7 separate regions of the Homo sapiens genome follow, and regions 1, 3, 4, 5, 6 and 7 are each linked to region 2. A link is a contact called in ENCODE Hi-C or POLR2A ChIA-PET data. All regions are on one chromosome and are shown on one strand. The core of a region is the stretch at or near the end of the contact, and the rest is flanking DNA. Distances in the headings are between cores, read along the strand shown.

What was found. A loop is a pair of places that touch in the nucleus more often than their neighbours do. ChIA-PET counts read pairs that join two places held with the same protein, here RNA polymerase II (POLR2A). Pooled maps may share reads with other maps.
Region 1: POLR2A ChIA-PET joins it to region 2 with 12 read pairs in activated CD4-positive, alpha-beta T cell. The contact joins the promoter of GRTP1 here to the promoter of ING1 in region 2. POLR2A ChIA-PET finds 5 or more read pairs at or near these places in 2 of 52 experiments (activated CD4-positive, alpha-beta T cell and activated naive CD4-positive, alpha-beta T cell).
Region 3: a loop to region 2 is called in a map of CD14-positive monocyte, with 10 times the contacts of the local background. The contact joins the promoter of LAMP1 here to the promoter of ING1 in region 2. A Hi-C loop is called at or near these places in 2 of 168 maps with a recorded cell type or tissue (CD14-positive monocyte and naive thymus-derived CD4-positive, alpha-beta T cell), 8 of 37 single-sample maps with no recorded cell type and 13 of 50 pooled maps. POLR2A ChIA-PET finds 5 or more read pairs at or near these places in 1 of 52 experiments (activated B cell).
Region 4: a map of CD4-positive, alpha-beta memory T cell shows a loop between it and region 2 (10-fold over the local background). The contact joins the promoter of CUL4A here to the promoter of ING1 in region 2. A Hi-C loop is called at or near these places in 1 of 168 maps with a recorded cell type or tissue (CD4-positive, alpha-beta memory T cell), 8 of 37 single-sample maps with no recorded cell type and 14 of 50 pooled maps. POLR2A ChIA-PET finds 5 or more read pairs at or near these places in 1 of 52 experiments (CD4-positive, alpha-beta T cell).
Region 5: a loop to region 2 is called in a pooled map, with 39 times the contacts of the local background. The contact joins the enhancer-like site here to the promoter of ING1 in region 2. A Hi-C loop is called at or near these places in 4 of 37 single-sample maps with no recorded cell type and 3 of 50 pooled maps.
Region 6: a loop to region 2 is called in a map of CD8-positive, alpha-beta T cell, with 8 times the contacts of the local background. The contact joins the promoter of F10-AS2 here to the promoter of ING1 in region 2. A Hi-C loop is called at or near these places in 6 of 168 maps with a recorded cell type or tissue (CD4-positive, alpha-beta T cell, CD8-positive, alpha-beta T cell, ascending aorta and 2 more), 1 of 37 single-sample maps with no recorded cell type and 14 of 50 pooled maps. POLR2A ChIA-PET finds 5 or more read pairs at or near these places in 1 of 52 experiments (naive thymus-derived CD4-positive, alpha-beta T cell).
Region 7: a map with no recorded cell type shows a loop between it and region 2 (26-fold over the local background). The contact joins the promoter of DCUN1D2 here to the promoter of ING1 in region 2. A Hi-C loop is called at or near these places in 9 of 37 single-sample maps with no recorded cell type and 18 of 50 pooled maps. POLR2A ChIA-PET finds 5 or more read pairs at or near these places in 1 of 52 experiments (PC-3).

What each region holds. Positions count from the first base shown.
Region 1 is chr13:113,362,242-113,365,724 of GRCh38, reverse strand. GRTP1 (growth hormone regulated TBC protein 1) reads left to right here and starts at 1,595. Exons shown (of 8, transcript NM_024719.4): 1 at 1,595-1,705; 2 at 1,815-1,963. The coding sequence starts at 1,674. RefSeq lists enhancers at 1-35, 36-729 and a silencer at 1,717-2,011.
Region 2 is chr13:110,711,299-110,714,949 of GRCh38, reverse strand. It overlaps ING1 (inhibitor of growth family member 1), which reads right to left and starts at 1,250. Exons shown (of 2, transcript NM_198219.3): 1 at 665-1,250. The coding sequence starts at 800. It also overlaps a transcript of CARS2 not described here. RefSeq lists silencers at 1-23, 64-323, 414-703, 864-1,053, 1,064-1,413 and 2 more and enhancers at 2,084-2,133, 2,734-2,823.
Region 3 is chr13:113,295,681-113,298,941 of GRCh38, reverse strand. LAMP1 (lysosomal associated membrane protein 1) reads right to left here and starts at 1,703. Exons shown (of 9, transcript NM_005561.4): 1 at 1,447-1,703. The coding sequence starts at 1,507. RefSeq lists an enhancer at 883-1,062 and a silencer at 1,293-1,572.
Region 4 is chr13:113,207,655-113,211,013 of GRCh38, reverse strand. CUL4A (cullin 4A) reads right to left here and starts at 1,401. Exons shown (of 20, transcript NM_001008895.4): 1 at 1,239-1,401; 2 at 926-1,041. The coding sequence starts at 1,386. It overlaps PCID2 (PCI domain containing 2), which reads left to right and starts at 2,345. Exons shown (of 14, transcript NM_001127202.4): 1 at 2,345-2,415. The coding sequence starts at 2,380. RefSeq lists silencers at 906-1,145, 1,206-1,535, 1,636-1,905, 2,166-2,455 and enhancers at 1,990-2,639, 2,640-3,290.
Region 5 is chr13:112,802,393-112,805,782 of GRCh38, reverse strand. It overlaps ATP11A (ATPase phospholipid transporting 11A), which reads right to left. Exons shown (of 30, transcript NM_015205.3): 3 at 737-826. Among named protein-coding and RNA genes, the nearest start is that of ATP11A-AS1, 49 kb to the right of the region's middle. RefSeq lists enhancers at 2,139-2,378, 3,205-3,390. Within about 2 kb of position 2,033, at least 2 of the 41 ENCODE cell types and tissues checked have a DNase peak (open chromatin) inside an H3K27ac peak, as active enhancers do.
Region 6 is chr13:113,152,225-113,155,815 of GRCh38, reverse strand. It overlaps F10-AS2 (F10 antisense RNA 2), which reads left to right and starts at 1,830. Exons shown (of 3, transcript XM_011537532.4): 1 at 1,830-1,902; 2 at 2,046-2,672. The coding sequence starts at 1,830. LOC124903216 (a long non-coding RNA gene) reads right to left here and starts at 1,316. Exons shown (of 4, transcript XR_007063880.1): 1 at 951-1,316; 2 at 701-759. RefSeq lists a silencer at 1,400-1,449.
Region 7 is chr13:113,489,460-113,492,854 of GRCh38, reverse strand. It overlaps DCUN1D2 (defective in cullin neddylation 1 domain containing 2), which reads left to right and starts at 2,144. Exons shown (of 7, transcript NM_001014283.2): 1 at 2,144-2,188. The coding sequence starts at 2,186. It overlaps SLC9D1 (solute carrier family 9 member D1), which reads right to left and starts at 1,834. Exons shown (of 13, transcript NM_017905.6): 1 at 1,582-1,834. RefSeq lists a silencer at 1,524-2,443 and an enhancer at 2,674-2,973.

The sequences.
Region 1 (3,483 bases), core at 346-2,845, 2.7 Mb before region 2:
TGTCTGTTGCTCCAGAAAGCGCGAGGGATGCGATATAGGAAATTCGGGCGTCAGTTAGAGCCCGAGAGGGGTTCAGGGAGTCACTGACTTAGGCAGAGAGGAGCCCAGACGGGGTTCGAAGACCCTGGGGACGGACGCCCACCTGTCAGTCCTGGACTGTGGGGCACCCGTAGGCCGAGGGGCAGGAGGCTATGGCCCTGTCTCCTGGCTTGGGTCTAAACATCCCAAGGAGGTCAGACCGTAGAGTGGGGGCTGTGTGATCTTTCAAATGAGGGACGCCGCGTGTTACCAAAGGCCAGTGCTGAGGAGCTGGGCTGAAAGCTTGGGGAGTTCCCAGAACCAGCAGACTAGGAACGGGAGGAACCGTGTCGGGGGCTCTGCTCCGCTGGGCACTGACCCCCACCCCGCCCCCCGGTCTTGCAAGGGCTGGAGAAGGGTGAAAGGCAGAGGCGGGAGTCCGCACTTAGGGACCGGTCCGTTCCACACGCTGCTGACCAGGCTCCTGGGTGGCGCTCGCATGGAACATTCCGGAAACACCCATGGGAAGGTCCCAAGTTGGTTCCGAAAGGCCCTGACGGACGCGCAGGGGACGCTGAGCCTGTGATCCTCGCCTCACCCAGACGAGGCCGGGCTGCTTCTCACAGGAAAGTGCGTCTGGAGTCCGGGGACGGCCTCCTCCTGGGGCCTGTCCAGGTCGCCCTGGGCCTAAATTACAGGCGGGGAGAGGCCTGTCGGAGGAGCCCCCGCTCCAGACCCCTGGGGGACCCAGGGCGAGGTCGCCCCAGCGCCTCACGTCTGGGGGCTCCCCTTTGCCACGTCGCCAGAGCAAAATTCAAAATCTGCAGTTCTGGCAAATTTCCGGGGCCTCCCGGACACGAAAAGCAGCTGAAATCTCAGGACAATGTCATTGGATGCGGACCGAGAAGAAGCCGTTCGGAACCAGAGCTGCCCCGGATTCTCCCAGGCCTGGCTCGCCGGTGGGGGGACCCCGGTCCCTGGTTTGGGGGGGCAGGAACGGGCGGGCGCCCCTGGGGGCTTCTCATTTGTGTGTTGGTCTCGGCCTTGAAATGCAGCGGAGAAAATAAAAAATAAAATAAAAATAGGAGTCAGGTGTCAGAGTCGGGTCGGCCAGGCACTGAGGTTTGAAGGAATCGCAGAAGAAGCTCCTCTCACCCGGGTCCAGGCCGCGGGGGTTCTGCGGGAGGCGCCCCCGATTCTGCCCGCGGGACGCCGCGGCCTCGGAAGCCCCGGGAGCAGGCCCCGCCCCGCCCCCACCCTCCTCTCTCCCCAAGTCCTCCCGCCCCCCCAGCCCCGCCCCTCCCCCGCCCTGGGTGCTCCCCTGCCCCTCCCCCGGCCCTCCCCCGCCCCTCACCCGCTCCTGCCCCTCCTCTCTCCCCAGGTCCTCCCGCCCCCAGCCCCGCCCCTCCCCCGCCCTGGGTGCTCCCCTGCCCCTCCCCCGCTCCTGCCCCTCCTCTCTCCCCAAGTCCTCCCCGCCCCCAGCCGCCCCTCCCCCCGCCCTGCCCCCCCCCGCCCCCGCCTCCAGCCCCGCCCCTCTCCGCTCCCCGCCCCGCCCCCACGCGCCCGCGGTCCCGCCGGAAGGACTTAAGCGCCCCGGAGCCGGGAGGCGAACTTGGGACCCGCTGGCCTCGCTCGGTGCGCGCCTCCCTCCCCGCATGCAGCCCGCCGAGCGCTCGCGGGTCCCCAGGTGTGTGGCGCGGGGTGCGGGCGTCCCCGGCGGCTGCGGTCCCCGCGCGGGCCCGCGACCCCCCAGAGGAAACTTCGGGGACGCCGGCCTCCTTCTCTCGGTTTTGCAGGATCGACCCGTACGGATTCGAGCGGCCTGAGGACTTCGACGACGCCGCCTACGAGAAGTTTTTCTCCAGCTACCTGGTCACGCTCACCCGCAGGGCGATCAAATGGTCCCGGCTGCTGCAGGGCGGGGGCGTCCCCAGGAGCCGGACAGGTGGGTCCCGGGGGCGCAGGTGGGTCCCGAGGGCGCAGGTGGGTTGGGCTGGGACGGGCCGGGCAAAGTCCGGGCTCCCGGAGCGGAGGGAGGGGGAGGAACCTTTCCGGGCAGGTCGGGACGAAGCTGCGGGCTCCGAGCTAGGGCAGCCGCAGGGACCGGTTTTCCCGCTTTGAGATGGGCCGGCGGGTCGGACGCGAAGGAGACCCGTCCCTCCCAGCAGGGAGCCATATCGGGATGGATCAAAACTCGATCCATGCCGGGCGCGGTGGCTCACGCCTGTAATCCCAGCGCTTTGGGAGGCCGAGGCGGGCGGATCACGAGGTCAGGAGTTTGAGACCAGCCTGACCAACATGGTGAAACCCCGTCTCTACTAAAAATACAAAATTAGCCGGGCGTGGTGGCTCCTGCCTGTAGTCCCAGCTACTCTGGAGGCTGAGGCAGGAGAATCGCTTGAACCCAGTAGGCGGAGGTTGCAGTGAGCCGAGATTGCGCCATTGCACTCCAGCCTGGGCGACAGAGCGAGACTCCGTCCTTGTGACGGGACCCACAGGGCCCTGCTCGACCTGCCGCTCCTCCGCGACCCCAGGCCTCCTACTGCTGCGGTGAGCACCGGCCTGACCGCCCGCCCGCCTCGGGGTTAGCTGCAGGGCCCCCTCCTCCGGGGCGCCCCAGGCTTCCCTGTGCGGAGGGCACCTCCTCATTTCTGCCTTTCCCAGCACAGCCCCTGCTGGAGTCAAAAACCCTTCCTCCCTGCAACGGATTTTTCATTCACTGCTCAGTCCTCAGAACCTGGGGCAGTGCCAGGCGACTTCCCTGTGTGTTCAGTGAATGAATGAAGTGTCTGCCTGGGGTGAGGGCTTGGTGGGAGTGTGCCCTGGAGCTAGGAACTCAGAGAAGTGGGGTCAAAGGGGAGTCCTGGGGGCTTCCTGAGAAGGGGGATGTGAATGGCAGCTGGGCTTCCAGGGACCGAGCAGTAGGGACCTGGTGGGGAAGGACAGAGATGAAACCAGGGGCCCTGCACCTGGGCGGAGGGTCGGAGGTGTGTGGTGACCACGGCCAGGCACAGAGAAGCCAACTGTTAAAGGTTTTCCAGGCAGGGGGTGACAAGATCAACTTTTGCTTTTATTTATTTATTTGAGACAGGGTATCCCTCTGAGTGCAGTGGCACAATCACCACTCACTGTAGCCTTGACCTCCTGGGCTCCAGCCATCCTCCCCTCTCAGCCTCCCGCATAGCTGGGACCACTGGTGTGGCCACCACTCCTGGCTAATTTTTAAATTTTTTATAGAGATGGAAGTTAATATCCTATATGCTTCCCACGAATGCATCATGTCCCATCCCTGTGGCCTCTGCATGTTCACATGTTTCCAGTGGAACGTGTGTCTTTATTTTTCCTTTTCATTTATTCTTTTTGATTTATTTATTTTTGAGACAGAGTCTCACTCTGTCGCCCAGGCTGGAGTGCAGTGGTGCGATCTCAGCTGACTGCAACCTCCACCTCCTGGGTTCAAGTGAT
Region 2 (3,651 bases), core at 1-2,500:
AGAGAAAAGCCCTCGTCCTCCGCAAACTACAACCGGCGGCGTCGCCCCTCGCAGTCGGCCCCTACTCGGTGTCCAGCTCCAAGTGAGGGCCGGAGGGGGCTGGGCGGGGGCGGCCGACCTACCCCGAGCGGAGTACTACCCGGTACTTTATGTAACACTCAGATTCGGGACTGAGTGGGGGGCGACGAAGAAGGGCCAGAGGAACGGCGTTGCCCGGGACCGAGGCACCGGGTCCGCGGGAACCCCGGCCCACAGCCGCCCTCCTCCTGCAGCCCCGTCTCGGCGCCCTATAGCCCCAGGCGCCGGCACATCCCTCCATCTCGCGCCGTAATCTGCACCCCCTCCTAGAGGACGCGGCTTGGACCCGCCGCCCCCTCCCCCGCAGCACCCGCCTCATCACTTCACTACAAAGAGCGCTTTGGTCGCGCAGCCTTGCAGCGAGACCTCTCGCGCCTCCTTCCTCCTCCGTGTCCCGGGCTTTGCACACAAGGACCTTGGCGAATCAAAGGCGCTCCAGACCTTTTGTTCCTGCCCCTGCCGAGGGCCGCCGCTGCGGAGCCGGCCGCTTCCTCCGGTCCACGGCAGGACCGGCCCGGCTCCGCGGCGCGCCCGGACCCGCCGGGAAGGAGGCGGCCGCCCCCGCCCATCCATCACCCGGCCGTACCTTGGTATTTCGCGTCGATCTCCCGCATCAGCGAGACATTTCTCTGCAAGTCGAAAGGCAGGGACTCGATGGAGTCCAGGTAGTCCTCCACATAGTTCACCAGGTGGAGCTGCTCCCCGTTGGCAGGACTCAACATGGTTCACCCCGGAGGTCCCCGGCGACTCGGCGCGGCTTTCCGCTTCCTCCACCCCCCGCCCCCCTCAAAAAATAGCACTGCAAAATGCAAAGCCCTCGCTCTCCCGGCGCCCCCCCGCCGGCTCCTGCTTCGGCCCGGCGGCTACATCTGCCGAGCCCGTCCGCCGCCTCCGGGTCCGCGGGGACCCCAGCGCCTGAGGGCGCGGGCCGCGGTGGCGGTGGCTCCCGGGCGCACGCCCCGGCCGGCGGCGCAGGCCCCCTCTCAGGCGGCGGGGCTGGCGCCGGGGGCCGCGCGTACGAGCGCGCACACACCGGCGGGAGAGGGCCCAGCGCCGCGGCCGCCGCTGCCCACTCGCCCACTGGGCTGGGTAGAAGAGAGGAGCGGAGCGGGCAGCGGGAAGGGGCGCGCTCCGCTGGCCGCCGAGCCGCACTTGTCCAACGTGGAAAACCCAAATACCAGTTTCAAACACTTGGGAAACATTCAGCCCCGCTGCGCAGCGCGCATGCGCCCCGGCCCCCTCCCCCGGCAACGGCCCCGCCCCCCGCCGCATTCACGCCCCTCACCGTCCCAGGCCCTGGGGGCTGCGGGCTCCAGGCCGGCCCTCGCGGGGGCGTGGCCTTGCCTGTCACTTTTTCCAGAGGCGAGGGTCGCGGAGGGGACAGCGTCAGGGCCGCTGGGGTGTGGACGGCGGGCGAGGCGCAAACTTTACTAGGAGTTTTTGGCACTTGGAGGCAGAGCCTGTTGGGCGGCACAGCACGCCCGCTGGGAAACGCAGGGGAGCGGCCTGCTTCGCTGAAAACCCGACCAGGACCTAACGGGCCGCGGGACAGAAACCTCCGAGACCATGGTACACAGCAACTACCGCAACTCGCTCCTCAGCCCCTGACTCTTCGTCCCCGCCCCACAGAGCAGTATAAGTAGGGCCCGAAACAGAACTGGCAACCGCAGTAGCCAATCTACTTGCCAACATCACTTTGACAGCCCAATCACGATGAAGAGGAGGCGGGGAGACCGTGAGTAATGCCCCCCGGACTCTTACTACTAGAAACCCAAGTCCTCCGGGAGGCGGAAGGAAGGGGAGGGCCGGGCACGGGCGGAAGTGGCGGCGCATGCGCACTGGCACCCTCTCGGTGTCCTTTGAGCTGCGGCCGCAGAGTGCGCGGGAGACCTACCCATTCCGCGGCCGGACCACCACTCCCAGCAGCCTAGGCGGCTCCCGCGCCTGCGCCATCCGTCACCGCCCTCCCTTTGTGTCGTCTCCCGGTACTCAGTTTGGAACGGCTTGGAGACAAAGGGGCCTGAGAGGGAAGCTGCTTCCTAGTGCCGAGCCCCAGAAGAGGTGGATAGGCCCGAGGGGCGCCTTCCCTAGGCCTTATCTCTTCCCGCCCTGTGTCATGGACACCGTTCTCGGAGGCCGCTCCCCACACTTGGAAAGGCCGCCCACAGTATGCAGACACCCGGTCGGCCGGCGTCCTGAGGCCATTCAGCTCCCCGGACCGCCCTCCCCCGCGTCGCCCCTCTACCCTCCCAAAGCTCCCGGATTTTGGGCTTTCTGAGAAGCCTGGACGCCACGCGAGCCCGTTGCCTAGGCGACCGGCCCCGCGCGCCGGCCCCCCCCCTTCCGGCCAAAGGGCCCGCCCCTCCTGGGCGTGGCCTCGTGCCTTTGTGCACTTCCCGCCTGGCTCTCTGGTTCCGGGGCGGCCTCGGCTTCGGCCTCCGCCCCGCTGCGGCCGCCGCGGGTCCCCTCCGGGGTGGCCCCGAGAGCTGTGTTCGCCACGCTTGGCTGCCTGCTTTTCTCTGATTTTCTTCCGCCTTGGACCCTGCTCTATTTGCATTGTCTTTTTTTCAGCAAGTCGGAGAACGGTGCCTTGTCAGTTTTCACCTTTCTCACTGGACTTTCTCTTTTCCGGAGAGCCGGGTTGGTGGTGCTGCCTGTGTATTCCACGAACTAAGCCCTGTCCCCAGCCCTTGCAGTGTTTCTGTATCAACTCCACGCCAGCGCGGTTCTCCATTTTTCTTAGCCTCTTAATTAGGACAGGGTCGGATTTCAGCTTTTATCCACCGGGTTTATCCTGTTGCAAAGCAGAGTACACAGTTTTAGACACAAAATAATTGCAGTTGAAATGGATACACATTCTGGTGGTAAGATTTGGAAACGTGGTATTTGATGGAACCCTGTTGTAACATCTAAAACTCTTTGGATTTTTTAAAAACGTATTCTGTGTAATCCAGTAAAAATTTGGATTCGTCCAGTATTTATAGAGTAGATTATTAACCGCAGTGGTGCTCATTCCAGGGCCCTGCCGGGTATTTTGTGCTATGGATGTGAGTACGGCAAAGAGACTGAATTAAGCTGTTTTGTATTTGGAATCGGATTGTTCACGTTGCAACGTTGCTGCAATGATAAATGGATGGATACTCTTTACACTTTGAAGTGGATTTAATCTTCACTTTTAAGCCCCTTCATCTCACCTACACAGCAGGAGAGCTTTGGCTTTGATATTTGGGGAAATGGCTGTTATTTTACTTACAGATCACGCTATTCTAGTCTTGGCCTAGTTAAAAGCAAATGAGTACTTTAGTTTCTACAAGATTTATTGGCCACTACTTGGTCTGCACAAAAGACTATAACACTTGGCCGGACGCGGTGGCTCACGCCTGTAATCCTACCACTTTGGGAGGCCGAGGCGGGCGAATTGCCTGAGATCAGGAGTTCGGGACCAGCTTGGGCAACATGGTGAAACCCTGTCTCTACTAAAAATACAAAAAATTAGCAGGGCATGGTGGCGCGTGCCTGTAGTCCCAGCTATTGGGGAGGCTGAGACAGAATCACTTGAACCTAGGAGGGGAG
Region 3 (3,261 bases), core at 454-2,953, 2.6 Mb before region 2:
CTCGAACTCCTGACGCCATGATCCATCTGCCTCGGCCACCCAAAGTGTTGGGATTAAAGGCGTGAGCCACTGCTCCCGGCCTGAAGTGAGTTTTTAAAACATGAAACAAAACATCAAAGTTATGAGGCTTGTGAGCATCTGTAACAAAGAACAATGCAGTTGCTGTGACATGACAAAACTTGTTTCTGCAACTCCTTTCATTAACTACACCTGACCCTGTCGCAGGAGCTGAGCAAGGCTTCAGGCTTACTATTGGAATAAGTTCATCTCTGTGGCTATTCAGGCAGTTCAAAGAATTCATTTTACACAACAGGCAAAACAAAAAAGGGAAGCCAAGATCCATTCACTCACAGTAACAGAGTTTTACAGCTGGATGGGACTGAGGGATTTAAAGAAGTCAAGGCAGATGTGTACAGGAGTGTATTTCTATATCTACTTAACTCACACACACTCCCCCAGCTTGATTCTACATCACCTTTCAGATCCTGGCATTTAAGATAATCTTCTCATATTACGGGGGAGGGCGGCGGGGGGAGGAGGTGAAAGAATAGTGTTGGCGGGGGGCAATCCGGACTGTCTTAAAGAGACAGCACACATCCTCTTATTAAGACAATAAATGAGAACGAAATTCACTAGTCAATACAATATTGAGCACCTACTGCCCATCTGAGCTCTATAAACTGACAGAAGAGAAGGGTGCTTCCCCACGTGTTCCCTGGTCCCGCATTTCGGCCTACAGGAACGGCGCTCTTTAAACTACTTACTAGACATGAACATTGCCACCGTGAGTCTGAGGCCAGCTTTCCCTCATCTTGTCTACTACGGAATCTTGTGAAATCCCAAAGATAACTTTAAAAATTATTTTAACATACATGTGAATTCACAATAACATAAATACACTCGCATCTCCTCCACACCGCTGAAAGAGGAGAAAGGTTCAAGTACAAAGGTGGGGAATGCTCGCACCGGCTTCTCCCTGTCCTGGGTGAAATCCATGTTGGGAAGAGCTTGATCTAGGTCACCCACCCGGGAGCTGAGACCACAGACGTCCCTGCCACCTTCGGCGGCGCAGCCTCGTCTAGATCTCACCGCCTCAACTTGCCAGGAAACTTAACGACCTGAAAGCACCAGACCGCCGAGCAAGCCATCGGAAGTTCCCTTTCGCACTCACCACCACAGAAAAACTGAGTTCAGTGAGACAGACCTTAGAGGAGCCAGGTCCTGGGATGAGACCTCCTGGTCCCCCAAGCACCTGCCATTGAGCTCCGCTCCGACCCTACGACCCCGAGAGAAACACCCGCCCGCGGGCAGAGCCGGCCGGGACCAGGAGCAGTGGGTGCGGGGCGACCCGCGGGACAACGACCCGGCAGTCCCCCGCCCTCAAGACCCAGGGACCTCGGCTCCGCCCGGTCCCGCCGCTCCCAGGCCCCGCCTCGACCCCCTCACCGAGCAGCAGCAACAGCAGTAGCAGCAGCAGGGGTCGCCGGGCGCTGCCGGGGGCCGCCATGGCGCGAGGCGGCCGGGTACGGTGCGGGGAGCGGGGGCGCGGGCGGCGGTTGGGCCGCGGACTGCCGGGCGCTGCGGTGGCGGGGCGCGGGCGCCAAGGGCTGGCGTTAGAGACAGCGGCGTTACCAGACGCAAGAGGCCCGGCCACTGCGACGCCGGCACGAAGAAGACACCGCGGCCGGCAGCGCTTGTCACGTGAGCTGCGCCGCGCCCGGGCGTCACGTGATCCCGCGGGTCTCGCGAGAGCGCGCGCGTCGAGCGCCGGCGGCTCGGCTCCCCGCAGGTGCGGCAGCTTCCAGCACCGCGCGCCCCCTCACGCGTGATGCAGGCCGACACGTGACCCGCAGCGGCACGTGACCCGCAGCGGCACGTGACCCTGGACCCACGTGACCCGGCCTGGTCCGGGGGACTGGGGCCGAGCCGAGGTCCTGAAACGGGAAGTGGGCTGGGTTCGCGGAAAAGGAAGAGGAAGAGTAGTGGCGGGAGAAAGTGAGGAAAGAGGAAGCCCGCGAGGGGAGAAAGGGCAGACGGATCGCGGACGCCCAGGCCTCCCTTCAGCCTGCGAGGCGTCCCAAACGCGGGCTCTTTATGGACAGGAGGGTGGTGTGGGTGGCAGCGCGGGTGACCGGCCGGGTGCGCGGCCAGGGATGGGCGAAGGGTTTGTCTTTTGGTGAGTGGGAAGCAAGTTCCTCACACAGGGAGGCCACTGTGCCCAAACTCTTGAGTGGTTTTAGGAAGGAAATAAGGGATCTGAAATGGGTCAGTGCGGCCTTCCGCTCGTTAATCGCGGGCTGAGGGAAGACGGCACCAGGCTGCCCAAGGTGAAGGTGAAGGTGCGATGGCGATACTCTTTGGCTTACAGAAAGTTCCTGTCGAGCACTTTGTTTTTTTTTTTGAGACGGAGTCTCGCTCTGTCGCCCAGGCTGGAGTGCAGTGGCGCGATCTCGGCTCGCTGTAACCTCCGCCTCCCGGGTTCAAGCGATTCTCTTGCCTCAGCCTCCCAAGTAGCTGGGATTACAGGCGTGCGCCACCACGCCCGGCTGATTTTGTATGTTGAGTAGAGACGGGGTTTCACCAGTTGGCCAGGCTGGTCTCGAACTCCTGACCTCAAGCAATCCACCCGCCTCGGCCTCCCAAAGTGCTGAGATTACAGCCCTGAGCCACGGCGCCTGGCTCCTGCATTTTAGAAGTCTGAAGATGCTCTGTTTTTTGGCTTGTCATCATATAGGATTTATGGCCTTTTGTTAAAATACTATTTAATTAAGGCCCCTACGCTACTGCTTTGTATAAAGCACCCGTCGCATAAGTACCTACATCTTAGAAAAAGATTTAATCTTACATTTCAAAAGGCATCATAGCAACGGGGACTGGATGTGCACCTAGTTAATAGAGACAGCACTCAGCCAGATAAAGACAGGACCAGGCACTCACTATCAGTCCTCACCAGAGGACTGTGACCTTAAAAAGGGCGGGATTTGACCAATTCAACACTGGCATTTTGATAGACCCCACCTTGCTGTCACTTGTGCTTAGCACCCTGCATCTGCTGCCTAAGGATCTGCTCACATCAAGGACTTCCTTGGAAGACAATGACTTCTGTCTGGATCAGGCTGGAATACACTCCTTGTTCCCGTCATTGCTTTCCTTGGATTGATCCATTAACCCCTTTTCCTATCCTCTTTCTCTTGATGTCCAATGTTACTTTGTTTGATGGGGAATGTTTAAACCATAGCGTTTGTATTTTAAGTACACTAT
Region 4 (3,359 bases), core at 152-2,651, 2.5 Mb before region 2:
TAAAACTTCCTGAAGTGCACATTATATGTAGACTCTATCTCAAAGCTGGTAAGAAAACATCATCCACTTACACTTCAGACAAAGAATGGATGTATGTACACCAAACTGTCAACAGTAGTTTTCTTTGGGTGGTAGGAGTATAGGTGATTGAAGTCTTCTTTTTTGTATTTTTTATAATTTTTACAATGCAGTCACTTGCATATCCAGAAAAAAAGTTTTTTTAATTCAAGCCTTTTAATAGAAATAATTGTATGACACATCGTGACCTAAAATATAGATATTAGACTACTGAATGAATGTTACTTTACAAAAAGAAGACACCAGAAAAAAAGTCGCTTATAAATAAAATATCCAAGTATGGTAAAATGTACTTTTTTGTTACTTCAGAAACGGAACACCATCACTTTGAATTAAATGCTACCAAATCTGTTTGAATACCTTAAAGGCAACCACTAATCACAAAACACAACAGAGAACAAAACCACTTTTTCTGAATTTTGAATTTTTTCAAAATCTGTTTGAATATCTTAAAGGCAACCATTAATCACAAAACACAACAGAGAAAAGACCCTCTTATTACTGTGGCAAGTGACACAGTCATGAGTTTTACATATAACGAGAAAATAATTTGCCGTATACTTGCAAAATATGAGTCACGTGGCTCCTAGAAACACACCTCCTTCTCTTCCGTAATGGGATAACTTTAAATATGGTTCTAAGCAGCTTAAGCCTGAAAACAAAAATTCCACCACGGCAATAAACAAAACCACTTGTTGCCTCTGGGGCTCCCGGCCCTGCAGTGGAGGCAAACGCCCTGCCTTTCCGCTCCCCGGCGAGAGCCTGCGAGGCACCCGGAGCGGCCGCCCGGCCGCGTCTGCGTCACGCGGGGCAGGAGCGGCGTCCCCAGCCCCGGCCGCCGCCTCACCTGGTAGAGCTCCTCGAGGTTGTACCTGATGGAGGTGCTGCTCTGCACGGCCCGCACCGCCTCGTGCAGCTTCCGCCACGTGTCCTGCGTGTAGTTGTCGGGCAGCCGAGGTCTGTCTGCAGGGCGGAGGGAGAGCGGGCGGCTCAGGGCGCGCCGCGAAGCGCCCCGCGTAGCCACCCCCGACCCGGCCGGCGCCCCGGCGCCCCCGCTCCCGGGGCCCGCACGGATCTCGGGGCCTTCCCCCCAAGTCGGGCGGGGTCTCGTGGGGTCCCCGCCCGGGGCGCCTGGCCCTCGACCCGGCCGCCGCACCCACCTCGGAAGTTCTTGATGACCAGCTTCTTGGAGCCGCCCGCGCCCCCCGGCTTGGCGGGCGCGGCGGCCAGGGCCGCGGGCTTGGTGAGGCCGTTGGTGCGGCCCACGAGCGCCGAGAAGCTGCCCTTCCGCGGGGCCTCGTCCGCCATGGCTGGGCCGGAACCGCCGCGCCCCGCCCCGAGCGCCGCCGCCCGCCGAGCTCCGCTCCGCCCGCCCCGGTCCGCGCGGCCTCCGCCCCGTCCTCCTCGCGCGCCCCGCCCCGCCCCGCCCGCGTGCCCGAGCCCAACCGCCGCCGCGCCCGGCTACTCCTGAGGGCTTAGGAACGCGCGCCGGGAATCCCTCCTGAGGGATCGGACTCCCCCTAAGAGATTCGGACACCCCCTCCTGGCTCGAGGGCGCGCGCCGGGACTCCCGTCCTGAGGGATCGGGACCCTCACCCCCGGCTCCGGGGGGCGCACCGAGACCCTGCCCCCAGGGCTCCGGGCACCCCCTCCTGGCTCGGGGATGCGTGCCGCGGGCACCCCTCCTGAGGGGATCGGGAGCCGGGACACCCTCCTGAGGGCCCCGGGGCGCGCGCCTCCTGAGGGCTCGGCACCCCCACCCCGGGCGTGAGACCACCTCGAGGGCTCAGGGGTGCGCGCCGGGACGTGCCCTAACTCCTGCAGGCTCGGGAGCGCGCGGCGGAGGCACCTTATGAGAGCTCGGGAGCGCGCGCCATGTCCCTCCCCCTCCCCCTCCTCGGGCGCGCGCGCCCCGAGGCCCTGGCCCAGCCAGGCGCGGAGGGTCCTCCGCGGCCTGGTTTTCACAAGGGGCAGACGAAGGGTCAGCGCAGTGAAAGGCAGTTTAGCCGTGGGGCTGTCCTCGCCACTGGACCCCAAACCCCTCAGCCCGGGCGGGCCCGAACACACAATCAGAGCCGCTGGCGTCCCGGCTGAGAGGACGGGGCCCCGGCAGAAAGACCCCGGGCCCCCTCAGCCCGAGCGCGTCGCCGAGCCGGTCCCCAGGTTCTCCCTCCGGAACCAACCTGCGCACCCGCGGCGGGGCCGGGGGCGCCAGGACCCAGACGGACCGAGGGCCGGAAGTGACGCCAGCTGGCCCGCTTGAGGCGTAGGGGGTGGCGCTCTCCGTTCGGCGGCGCTCCCATGGCGCACATTACCATTAACCAGTACCTGCAGCAGGTGGGTCCTAGCCGGGGAGCGCGCGGCGGCGTGGTTGGCCCTCGGCGTGTTCCGTGTGTCCCCTCCTGCCTTGGACCCTCAGGCCTTTTCCTTTCCCGCCTCGCCACCCTTCTTCCGTTCGGGTCCCCGGCGGGCAGCCGCGCGAGCCGAACAGCGGCGGCCGGGACTCGGGAAGGCGGCCCGAGTTCTCCCCTGCAGGGCCGCCGTGGGGGCCGGGCGGTGTCCGTGGATCGCGGAGTCGTCGCGGTGTAAGTAGACGCGGCGGTCCCAGGTCGCTGCCCTCACTTGCTGGCACGTGTGGCCGCGCTCCCAGGCGGTCCGAAGGGCCTGCGGGCCACGCCGAGGGCCCGCTGTGGGCGGTGCTGTGTCGGATGGACGCTGTTTCCCAGCAGGATGCGGGATGAATTCGGGGACTCCAGGAGGCGATGGAGGAGTAAGCGCGAGGCTGTGGCCGTGCTGCAGGCCGGGCTCGTGCCCCTCGTCCTCGCTGTCGTTTAACGCCCTTCACTCTCCGAGCACAATGCACACTTCATATCGCTCGGTACATGCGTCTGACAGATGTTGTTCAACAGCTTGTAAGTAGCAGAAGCACAGTTAAAAGATGGACACTTGTAAAGATTCAACGCATATTCTTTCCACTAAACTATGCCTGTCTTCAGAACCAGCACTGTGGTAACAGGGATAGGAAATATAGGGAATGGATTTTTAAAATATTTGAAGGAAACATTACCAAGACGTGGTGAATAAGAATGGGTGGGCTGAGGGACACGGAGGAGTTAAGAATGATTCCCAGGCTTGTAATCTGGGAAAAAGATGAATAGAGTGGATTTGGAGGGAGAAATAAAGTTTTGGGCATGTTGAGTTTGAGGTGTCTGTTGACAACTGGGTAAAGATACGTACTTGATAGCTGAAAAGTCTGACATGATTGGGCCCAGCAGTTGCTT
Region 5 (3,390 bases), core at 784-3,283, 2.1 Mb before region 2:
CCCGAGATATTTTTTCACTCTTTTTTTTCTTTCCTTTAAACTCTCTTTTCATGTGTACTGTCTTTGGATTTTCTTTCTTTCTTTTTCTTTCTCTTTTTTTTTTTTTTTTTGAGACAGTCTCGCTCTGTCGCCAGGCTGGAGTGTAGTGGCACGATCTCAGCTCACTGCAACCTCCCACTCCTGGGATCAAGTGATTCTCCTGCCTCAGCCTCCCGCGTAGCTGGGACTACAGGTGTGCACCACCACACCCAGCTAATTTTTGTATTTTTAGTAGAGACAGGGTTTAGCCATGCTGGCCAGGATGGTCCCTATCTCTGGACCTCGTGATCCTCCCAGAGTGCTGGGATTACAGGCGAGCCACTGTGCCCGGCCTGGATTTTCTTTAGAGCATCCACACACACTTAGGAAGAGTAAATTAAGTGTAACGATGCATAGCTTGGCAGTGAACTTGTCCAAATGATGACAAAGCTCTGATTTCCCCTCTGGTACTAGAAGGAAAGGGGCAGGAAAGGCTGTCACCAACTTAAACCCAAAGTAGCGTCGTGTGTAGTTTAGCTTGTGTGGATCTCACAGAACCAAGACATTTTGCCCTTCCTTAAGAAAATAAATAAATTAATCATAGGTGAGGGGCACCATGTCCTTGCTCTTTCATTAGCCGTGTGGCAGTTACCTGAGAATAAAATGTCACTTATTTAGATTTATATGTGATGAGATGGAAAACAATGACCGGCCTTACCTGCACCAGAAATATGATAAGGAAATAAAAGTTGGCTACTCTTCTGAATTGTTCAAATAAATTCTTGGGTATAAAGTTCCAAAATGTGTACTGCATAAAAGAAAAACAAACATCCATCATTGAGATCAGATTTTACTCTTGTAGTGTTACTCTAGGGCATAGTAAGTAGCACTGGATTTTACAGTACAAAATGTTTAGCTTTAGATATAAAACTCATAATTCATAATTTAGAGTGTTTGTTGACAGCTAAGACAGCTTAAACAAAGTGTGTACTCTGAAACACGTATGTAAATTACCTAACTCCAGAGAATTCAAGATAAAACGCAAGGTAGCTCAACAATAGTTTGATTATTAAGATGTCTTTTATAAAACGTAAACCTGTGATCATTAACTCAACACATTAGCATTTTACTTCAGTAATTTCTGCATGATCTCTCCTCTGAGTGAGAGCATGACAGCGAGCTGAATGGAAGCCTTCACCCAGCTCCAGGCAGCTTCTGAGGCAGGCGTGTTTCTTGTCCACAGCTCAGGCACAGGGGCTTTGAGGCCTCAGGGGGAAGGACAGGAAAAGGAGGGGAAGGAGGGCAGAGAGGGGATGGGGGGGAGGGAGGTGAAGGAGGGAAGGAGGAAAAGGAGGGGAAGGAGGGCAGAGAGGGGATGGGGGGAGGGAGGTGAAGGAGGGAAGGAGGGGAACGAGGGCAGAGAGGGGATGGGGGGAGGGAGGTGAAGGAGGGAAGGAGGAAAAGGAGGGGAAGGAGGGCAGAGAGGGGATGGGGGGAGGGAGGTGAAGGAGGGAAGGAGGGCAGAGAGGGGATGGGGGGAGGGAGGTGAAGGAGGGAAGGAGGGGAAGGAGGGCAGAGAGGGGATGGCAGGGAGGGAGGTGAAGGAGGGAAGGAGGGCAGAGAGGGGATGGGGGGAGGGAGGTGAAGGAGGAAAAGGAGGGGAAGGAGGGCAGAGAGGGGATGGGGGGAGGGAGGTGAAGGAGGGAAGGAGGAAAAGGAGGGAAGGAGGGCAGAGAGGGGATGGCAGGGAGGGAGGTGAAGGAGGGAAGGAGGGGAATGAGGGGAATGAGGGAAGGAAGGGAAGAAAGGAGGAAAAGGAGGGGAAGGAGGGCAGAGAGGGGATGGGGGGAGGGAGGTGAAGGAGGGAAGGAGGGGAATGAGGGAAGGAAGGGAAGCAAGGAGGAAAAGGAGGGGAAGGAGAGGAAGGAGGAGGAGGGGAAGGAGAGGAAGGAGGGGAGGGAGGGGAAGTAAGGCAGGGAGGGGAGGGAGAGGAAGGAGGGAAGGAGGGGAATGAGAGAAGGAGGGGAAGGAGGTCAGGGAGGGAAGGAGGGGAATGAGAGAAGGAGGGGAGGGAGGGGAAGGAGGGAGAATGCCCAGCCACCACAGCATCTCCTCTCCACACTTCTCATTTTGCTTCTGTAGCAGTTTCATTCAACTTCTGTGTTGAAAACAACAACGTCCCAGATGTCACGAACCTTCACTGAGTTTGGAAATAGTTTCTGAAATTTCATCTGACATGTTTTTACGCCGTAATGAAGACAGTCTACCGAAACCTGAAGAAGGTCTCACAGCCTGTGCTGCGGCCTCTGCCATCTGTGTGTCTCTTCAACGGGGCTTATTTCAAAATCCCATTCGAAGGTGGGTTCTGGCTCCTGGAAGCCAGAAGTAGTTGTCAAATTCTCATACCAAGAATTTCTTTAATTCCAGGCTCATGAATATAAGTTATTTACAATTCAATGTAACAACTAAAGCCTGGTATGGTCCTAAACTAACCAACATGTTCTGAATTTGGTGTTTACAAATATTTCAGAGGAAATCCATGTGCGTCTTTTAAAACTTCTCTGCCTCAAGTTTCCAGTGGCTTAGAGAGTATATAAGGAATTTCCATTTTCTATTCTAATTCACATTTACAAAGTGATTTTACCTTTCACAATAAAGTTCCTTAATGAGGGTAAAAACAGAGTAGTGGCTCCCCCCAGTTCATGACAACTACGGCCATATTTTCAGTTCCCATCTCAGGTTGACTGTAATAAAAAAGGCAAGGGGAGCTCCAGAAGAGAGTCTCTGGAGTTTTAAAAAAGAAACTAACTTTCCATGTCCTCCCTAGGTCATCCCGCCCTACCCATCCAAACACCCTTATTTTCCATGTGTTGTTTGATACCAGGTTTTTATCAGATGTGTGTTTTGCAAATCTATTCTCCCAGTCAGTGGCTCATATTTTAATTCTCTTAACTGTATTTTGCAAAGCTCAAGTTTTTAATCTTCACGAAGTCCAACTTATCAATTTTCCTTTCATGAACAGTGTTTTTGGTGTTATCCAAAAACTTGTTGCCAAACCCAAGGTCACCTAGACTTTCTCCTACATTTCTACAAGTTTCATTATTATACATTTTACATTTAGGTCTATGACTCACTTTGAGCTAATTTTCTTGAACGGTGTGTGATCACTGTCTAGAGTCACTGTTGCTGGGTTTTTTTTTTTTTTTTTTTTTGCATGTCCAGTTTTTCTAGCACTATTTGTTGAAAAGAAATAGTGCTTTTCTGTCTGCCCTGAATTGCCTTTGCTCCTTTGTCAAAGATGGGTTGACTATCTGGGTGAATGGGTTGACTATCTGGGTGGATTTACTGGGTGGATCTACTCCCAGGCTCTCT
Region 6 (3,591 bases), core at 581-3,080, 2.4 Mb before region 2:
TGAAAAACAAACCAACCAACATTGGGACACTTTTTCCATTGACTGGTTTACTTTCCTTCTGTATACCTGAGGAGAATCTTCCTTCCTTTGGGGTCTTTGTCGTGTCCTTCAGATGTTGGGGTGTCCTCTGTGGGGGTCCCCAGCTTAAATCAACTGACCCCACAACTTTGTGTGGAACCTGAAATGAGCAGCCTATGGAGAACCTGGTCATTGAATACTTAGATCTTGCCGCAGTCCCTATTTAAATACCTGTTCAATCAACTCTGGGACCTATGTTTTAGATTTCAACATCTCTGAATTGGCCTGTTCCCTACAGCCAATGTTCTAATGTCAGCCTGGACAAGGCCGAGTTCTTCCTGAAAGGGGTTGTGCTTTATGTTGCCCCCTGGGGGCACTGCCACTTTGCAATCCCTTTAAATACATTTTTTTGTGTGAGTTTTGGGAGCCCATGTGAATAGTGTAAATGTATTGCAAAGCTGGTTCCTGGCTGGCCTGTGGTTTAGATTATCTGAGCTTCCCCCTCTTGCCTCCAGGCTGAGCTGACCCACAGCTAATTTGGGTATATGCTCTTTCTTTCAGGTTCATCAATAATGGTGCGTCTTAGATTCACAGAGTAGAGTGTGGTCTAGTCCACTTTGTGGTGCTGTAACAGGATATCTGAGACTGGGTAATTTATAAAGAACAGAAATTTATTTCTTACAGTTCTGGAGGCTGGGACATCAAAGGTCCAGGGGCCCCCATCTGGCGAGGGCCTTCTTGCTGCGTCATCCCATGGTGGAAGGTGGATGCGCGTGAGAGAGAGAGAGAGAGAGAGAGAGAGAGAGAGAAAGGGGAGAGAGGAAGGGGGCCAAACTCATCCTTTTATTCCAAAATAACGAACCCACTCCTACAATAGTGGTATCAATTCATTCACGTGGGCTCTGACAATGAATGCGTCTTAAAGGTCCCACCTCTCAACACTGTTGCCTTGGGATTAAGTTTCCAACACGTGCACTATAGGGACACATTCAAACCACAGCATGCTGCATCCTCTGATGTCCACATTGTGGATGGAGGTGGCAGCTTATCACCTGGAGCTCCTGAAGAAATTAAAGAGGAGACACATGGTGACGCAGCCCACAGCCTGGCGTTTTTAGCATCTCAGAAGCACTGACAGGGACCCGCAAGCTTATGAGAAACTGTTCAACTCATTGGGCTTCCTCAGAGCTTGGGAGACCATTAATGTGGAAGACACTATCTGGACATGTTTCTCTTTTTTCCACCTGTCTAGATTTTCTTTCAGGATCGGGGAGACTTCTGGAGTAGAAAAGCCACTCCAGAACCCTTCCTCCTCCTCCCCCACACCCCGCCTCATGAGCGGCTGCCCTCCGCGTGGCATGGAGTCCCCGCGTCCACTCAGAACCCTTCCTCCTCCTCCCCCGCGCCCCGCCTCCCCCGCGCCCCGCCTCCCCCGCGCCCCGCCTCCCCCGCGCCCCGCCTCCCCCGCGCCCCGCCTCCCCCGCGCCCCGCCTCCCCCGCGCCCTGCGTCACGTGCCCCTGCCCTCCCCGACGCCCCGCCCCCCACGCCCCTCCTCCCCCACGGCCCGCCCCCCCACGCCCCTCCTCCCCCACGGCCCGCCCCCCCACGCCCCTCCTCCCCCGCGCCCCGCCTCCCCCGCGCCCCGCCTCCCCCACGCCCTGCGTCACGTGCCCCTGCCCTCCCCCACGCCCCGCCCCCCACGCCCCGCCCCCACGCCCCGCCTCCCCCACGCCCCGCCCCCCGCGCCCCGCCTCCTCCACGCCCCGCCTCCCCCACGCCCTGCGTCACGTGCCCCTGCCCTCCGCGCAGCATGGAGTCCCTGCGTCCCGGCTCCACGGTGCGGGAGTCCTCCGTGGTGGCTGAATTCGCCTTTCAGGCCCTATGTTCAGGATTTGTGATCTGGGTTTTAAAAACATTTTTTAGAAGTCATTGGTAATTAAAAACAATAAGTTTTTTATTGTGGTAAAATAGACATACAGTTTACCGCAGGAATCTTTTTTTAAGCGTACAGTTGGCTGACCCTGAGTGAATTCGCTGTTGATAATCTGCTTCTCCCTGAGCTGCTGTCGCCCACACTCGCCGCTGGCCGTGCTTGTTTTTCTCCTGGAACTGGGGCCGGTGTCCCTGTTGACCTTGTCCCGGGTAGCTGAGCCCAGGGGACTCTCCTTCCTAGGGTTACCGCTCAGTATCAGCACAGCCACAACGTCCAGCCAGGGAGGGCATCCGAGGCCCTCAGCACCCACCCCGGGGGTCCGGCCCGCGTCAGGCTGCGAGTTCCCGAGTCCCTGGACCCAGCTGTGCCTGCTGGGGTCAGCGCAGTCTGTGAGCCTCGACCCCCAGCTCCCAGCAAGGCCTCCCAGCAAGGCCTGTCGGAACCCAGCGGAGACCGGCGGCTGGGGCTTGTCCTCGAGCGGGGGCGCAGGACACGGGGCGCGGGGCTCCTGCCCTTGCAGCGTCCTGTCAGGATGGACGACCCAAGCCAGACGGCGCTCCCTCCCGCCACACCTGGCCGTACTGGCCTCCAGCCATGCCGGTGCTGCCGAGGCCCCCGTGTGGGACAGGCCCCCGCTCCCGCCCGTCCTCCTGGCTGCATCTGCACCCGCCCGTACCCGCACCGGGCCTCACTGGCCCCTTCTCAGACCGGCACAGCCAGGTAGGTCCTCCCTAAGCACCACAGGTCGGGGCGGCTGGGCGTTTTGTAAGGACAAACTGCGACCGTGAACCCCGGGACGGCTCAGCACCCAGGCAGCGCGGCCTCTGAACGCTGTCTGCGGACTCGTCTCTCCTCCCCACTGGCCCGGCCACACGTCCATCCAGCCCCGCTGTCTCCCTCTTTCTGTGTCTGTCTCTCCGCCCTCTTTGTGTCTTGGTGTCTCCTCTCTCTCTCCCTCTCCCTGTCTGTCTCTCAGCATCTCTCTCTGTCTCTGTCTCCTGTGTCTCACTGTGTCTTTCTCTGTGTCTCCATGTCTCTGTTTCTCTCTTGTTCTATTCTCAATTTTTTTGTTTGTTTTTTACCTGGACTTACTCCCTCCCCTCTGTTTCTCTTTCTCTGTCTCTCTCTTTCTCTTTGTCTCTGTCTCTCTCTTTCTCTCTGTCTCTGTCTCTCTCTTTCTCTCTGTCTCTGTCTCTCTCTTTCTCTCTGTCTCTGTCTCTCTCTTTCTCTCTGTCTCTGTCTCTCTTTCTTTTTGTCTCTCTGGCTCTGCCTCTCTCCCTCTCCCCTCGCCCCCGCTGAGCGCTGTCTGACGGGAACCCCCAGCAGTCTCCCTCGCTCTCCTGGCAGCCTGCAGACTCCTCTGGTCTCACTGACTGCAGAGTCACTGGCTGTTTCTGGTCTTTGCTGACGCTGACGTTTTTTAAGAGTCTATGGTTTCCTCCATCTGGACTTGCCTGACTCAGGATCGGGCTCTGCTTAGACAGTGTTTTGGCAGCCCCCTGCCTTCGGCTCAGGAGGAGGCTGGGTCCCCAGGTTTTGCCACGCTAAAGGCATGCTTTCCTGGCATAGTTAACAGGCCAGTTCTGAGGTGATCCTCTGAGTCTCGAGGGTGTCCAGTTTCTCAGTGCCCTTCCACCAA
Region 7 (3,395 bases), core at 895-3,394, 2.8 Mb before region 2:
GTGATCTCAGCTCACTGCAACCTTTGCCTCCCGGGTTCAAGCAATTCTCCTGCCTCAGCCTCCCAAGTAGCTGGAATTACAGGCGCTCGCCACCACACCCAGCTAATTTTTGTATTTTTAGTAGAGACGGTGTTTTGCCATGTTGGCCAGGCTGGTCTCAAACTCCTGACCTCAGGTGATCCACCCACCTCAGCCTCCCAAAGTGCTGGGATTACTTTTTAAATAATGAATTCTTAGAATTTCTGCATCTTGAGCAATTGATACACATAACAATGCGGATGTATCTCAAGGCTGAGTGAAAAAAAATCTCAATTTTATTGAGAAGACACACAGGTGTAGATTCACACTCACTAGTGCATGTATAGTTGGTGCAATCTCAACAGGTCAGGGGATTTGATCAAAGAAAATTCCCCACATATACTATGGTTTTGCAAGGTGCTACCATTGGAGAAAACAGGGCAAAGGCACTCTGTAGGATTTCTCTGTATTACTCCTTACAACTTCATGTGATCTACAACCATCTCAAAATAAAAAGGTTTTCAAATTCTACCTAAGACCAGGTGCGGTGGTTAATGCCACTGCTGTATTACGACACAATTATCTGTATTCCCAGCGCTCTGGGAGGCTGAGGTGGGCGAACTGCTTGAGGTCAGGAGTTGGAGATCATCCTGGGCAACACAGCAAGACCCTGTCTCTATTAAAAATGAAATAATTAGCCGGGCGTGATGCTCCCTGTGGCCCCAGCTCCTGGGGAGGCTGAGGCGGGAGAATCGCTTGAGCCTTGACCAGCCACTGCACTCCAGCCTGGGCGACAGCAAAACTCTGTCTCAACAACCACAAAAAAGCTTTAGAATATTTAAGTCAAGCCTGTAGGAGAAAAAAACTACAAATATTTCACAAGTAATCCAATCATTAAGACACTCCTTTTGAAAAAGCCGGTAAATAAGATAAATTTGGAAGACAGAATAATCAGAAAAACAGGCAGTGAATAGGGACCCGATACGCAGCGGTCTTGCTTCCCCCGCGCAGGCGTCCACACCCTGGGTCATGGACACCGTGAGGAGCCGTTAGGAGTCACAGGAGGGGGGCCAGGGACAGGGCTGCATCTCTGCGGCCGGCCCTGGAGGCCCCGAGTCCACCCGGGCGGCCAGGGTGGGAACGCAGGTTCCATTCCAGGTTAGAACGTGGGCCTCAGCGAAGAGCGCCTAGGCAAGGCCTGGAGGAGCGGGACCCCAGGCCACACAGACCACCCGACCCCGGGAGACAATACCTGCAAGAAAAGGGGAGCCCCGAGGAGAGAGAGAGGGGAGGTGAGCCCCAGGGAGGGAGAGAGAGGAGGGGAGCCCCAGGGAGGGAGGGAAGGAAGGAAGGGGACCCCTGGGAAGGGAAGAAGGGAATGGGAGCCCCGGGGAGGGAGAGAGGGGAGCCCCAGGGAGGGAGGGAAGGAAGGAAGGGGACCCTTGGGAAGGGAAGAAGGGAAGGTGAGCCCCGGGGAGGGAGAGAGGGGAGGGGAGCCCCAGGGAGGGAGGGAAGGAAGGGGACCCCGGGAAAGAGCCCCGGATGGACGGGCCTGGTGCTCACCGGGACGCAGGGATCCGCGCCCGCCCGTCCGGCCCGAGCATCACCGTTCCGCGGCCTGGGCCGGGCTCTGAGGCGCCAGGACCCGAGGGGCGGAGGGGGACGCTGTCTCCCGCCTCGGAGCGCAGCGCCGGAGGGCTTCCTTGCATCCCTTCCCAGGCGGGACCAGGGAGGCCGGGAGGCCGGGAGTCCGGGAGGGAGCGGCCGCCGCCCTGCCCAGCACCGCCCCCGCTCAGCCAAGCCGACCCGGACTCCCGCCCAGCCGCAGTCACTGCCCCCTTTAAGAGGCGGGGCGTGGGCGGGTCCCGTCGGCCGCGGGCGGCGAGCACTTCCTGGCCGGCGTGGGGCCTGGCAGCCGCAGGCTGGCGTTGGACCCCGCAGGGGCGAGCCAAGGCCCTCGCAGAGGGCTGGACGCGCAGGGGCTGTGGGGCGCGAGCTCCCGTGGGCCCCCGGGCGGCGCTGAGCATGCCGGGAGTGGGAGTCCCCGCGGCCGGCTCCCGGCACTGCCCCGGAGCCGAGGGCCGCGGCCGTCCGAGGACGAGGGCGGAGCCGCCGCCGCGCCTGCGCAGAAGGCCGGGGCCGGCCAGAAGCGGGCGGCGCGGGGGAGATGGTAGGTGGCCCGGCGTCGCCTCTGCCCGTCGGGGTCGGGGTCGGGGTCGGGCCCCAAGGTCGGCGCAGGCGGCGCGCTGGATGTGGGAGGCCGAGCCCAGCGAGCTGCGCGGGGCGTTCCGCGTGGATCCGAGGGAGGAACGCGCCGCGGGCCCGCGAGCCGGAGCGGTGGCGTCGGAGGCGCGGGACCGCGGGGAGCGCGGGTTTGACCCGGAGCCGCGAGGGACGACCGGGAGTGAGCGGAGGGCGGGGGCCGGGAGGAACTGTAGGGGCCTTGGGGCAGGGGCCGGGGCCGAGCGGGAACCCAGGCCGGGGGCTTCCCAGGGCGGCTTCGAAACGGGCAGTCGAGGCGGGCGAGGGCTCGGCTGCTCCTGCGGGCGTCTGTGCAGATGCTGAGGCTGTTGACCAAAACAGCGCAAGGAAGGAATCCGCGAGAAGCTCAGATTCGCGGGGGAGGCCCTGCTGCCGGGAGGGGAGGGAGAGGCACAGCGGGGCCCTAGCGCGGGCTCTAGCCGGGAGCTGTAGCGTGGCTGTAGGTGTGCATCTGTGGAGCTGGTAGAGTTCCGCAGCGCAGGAGGGAGGCTGCTGGAGGTGCACATCAGTTACTTTGAAATGTGGTGGAAATGGTGATGGATGGGATTTATTCAGTCCACATCGGTTCAGAGGCCAGCAAGGTGCTGCTGGGTGTGACTGGTGCTGGGCCAGGCATGATCTTGGCGTTGAGGGAGTTGATGCCCCAGCAGGGGAGACAGGCACCAGATGCACAATTGTTTGACCACAGTTGGGACAAAGGCTAAGGCACGGGTTCCAGGAACTTGTAGGATGCGGCTGTGGGAGTGGTGTCAGATGCTGAGGGTGTGAGTTGAACTGTGGAGAATTTCTCTGGAAATTAGCCAGAGAAAAAGTGAGGTTCCGGGGCAGCCAGCCGTGTGCGGCTCCAGGCAGAAGAAACAGAATGCACAGACCCTTAGTGGTAGGCGATGATGACGTATAGGAGCTGAAAGATTGTCCTGGCTAAGGCACAGAGAGCCACCGGAGAAGGGACACGGTAACGTGTAGAGGGGAGTGGAGGGTGAGGACAAGCTTCAGGATGGGAGAAGAGCCACAAAGGAGACTGAGAGGGGGCTGGTAGGAGAAACCAGGACACTAGAATGTGTCGAAACCAAGAGGATGGAGTTTAAAGGAGGAGGGAGCCATCAGCAGTGCTG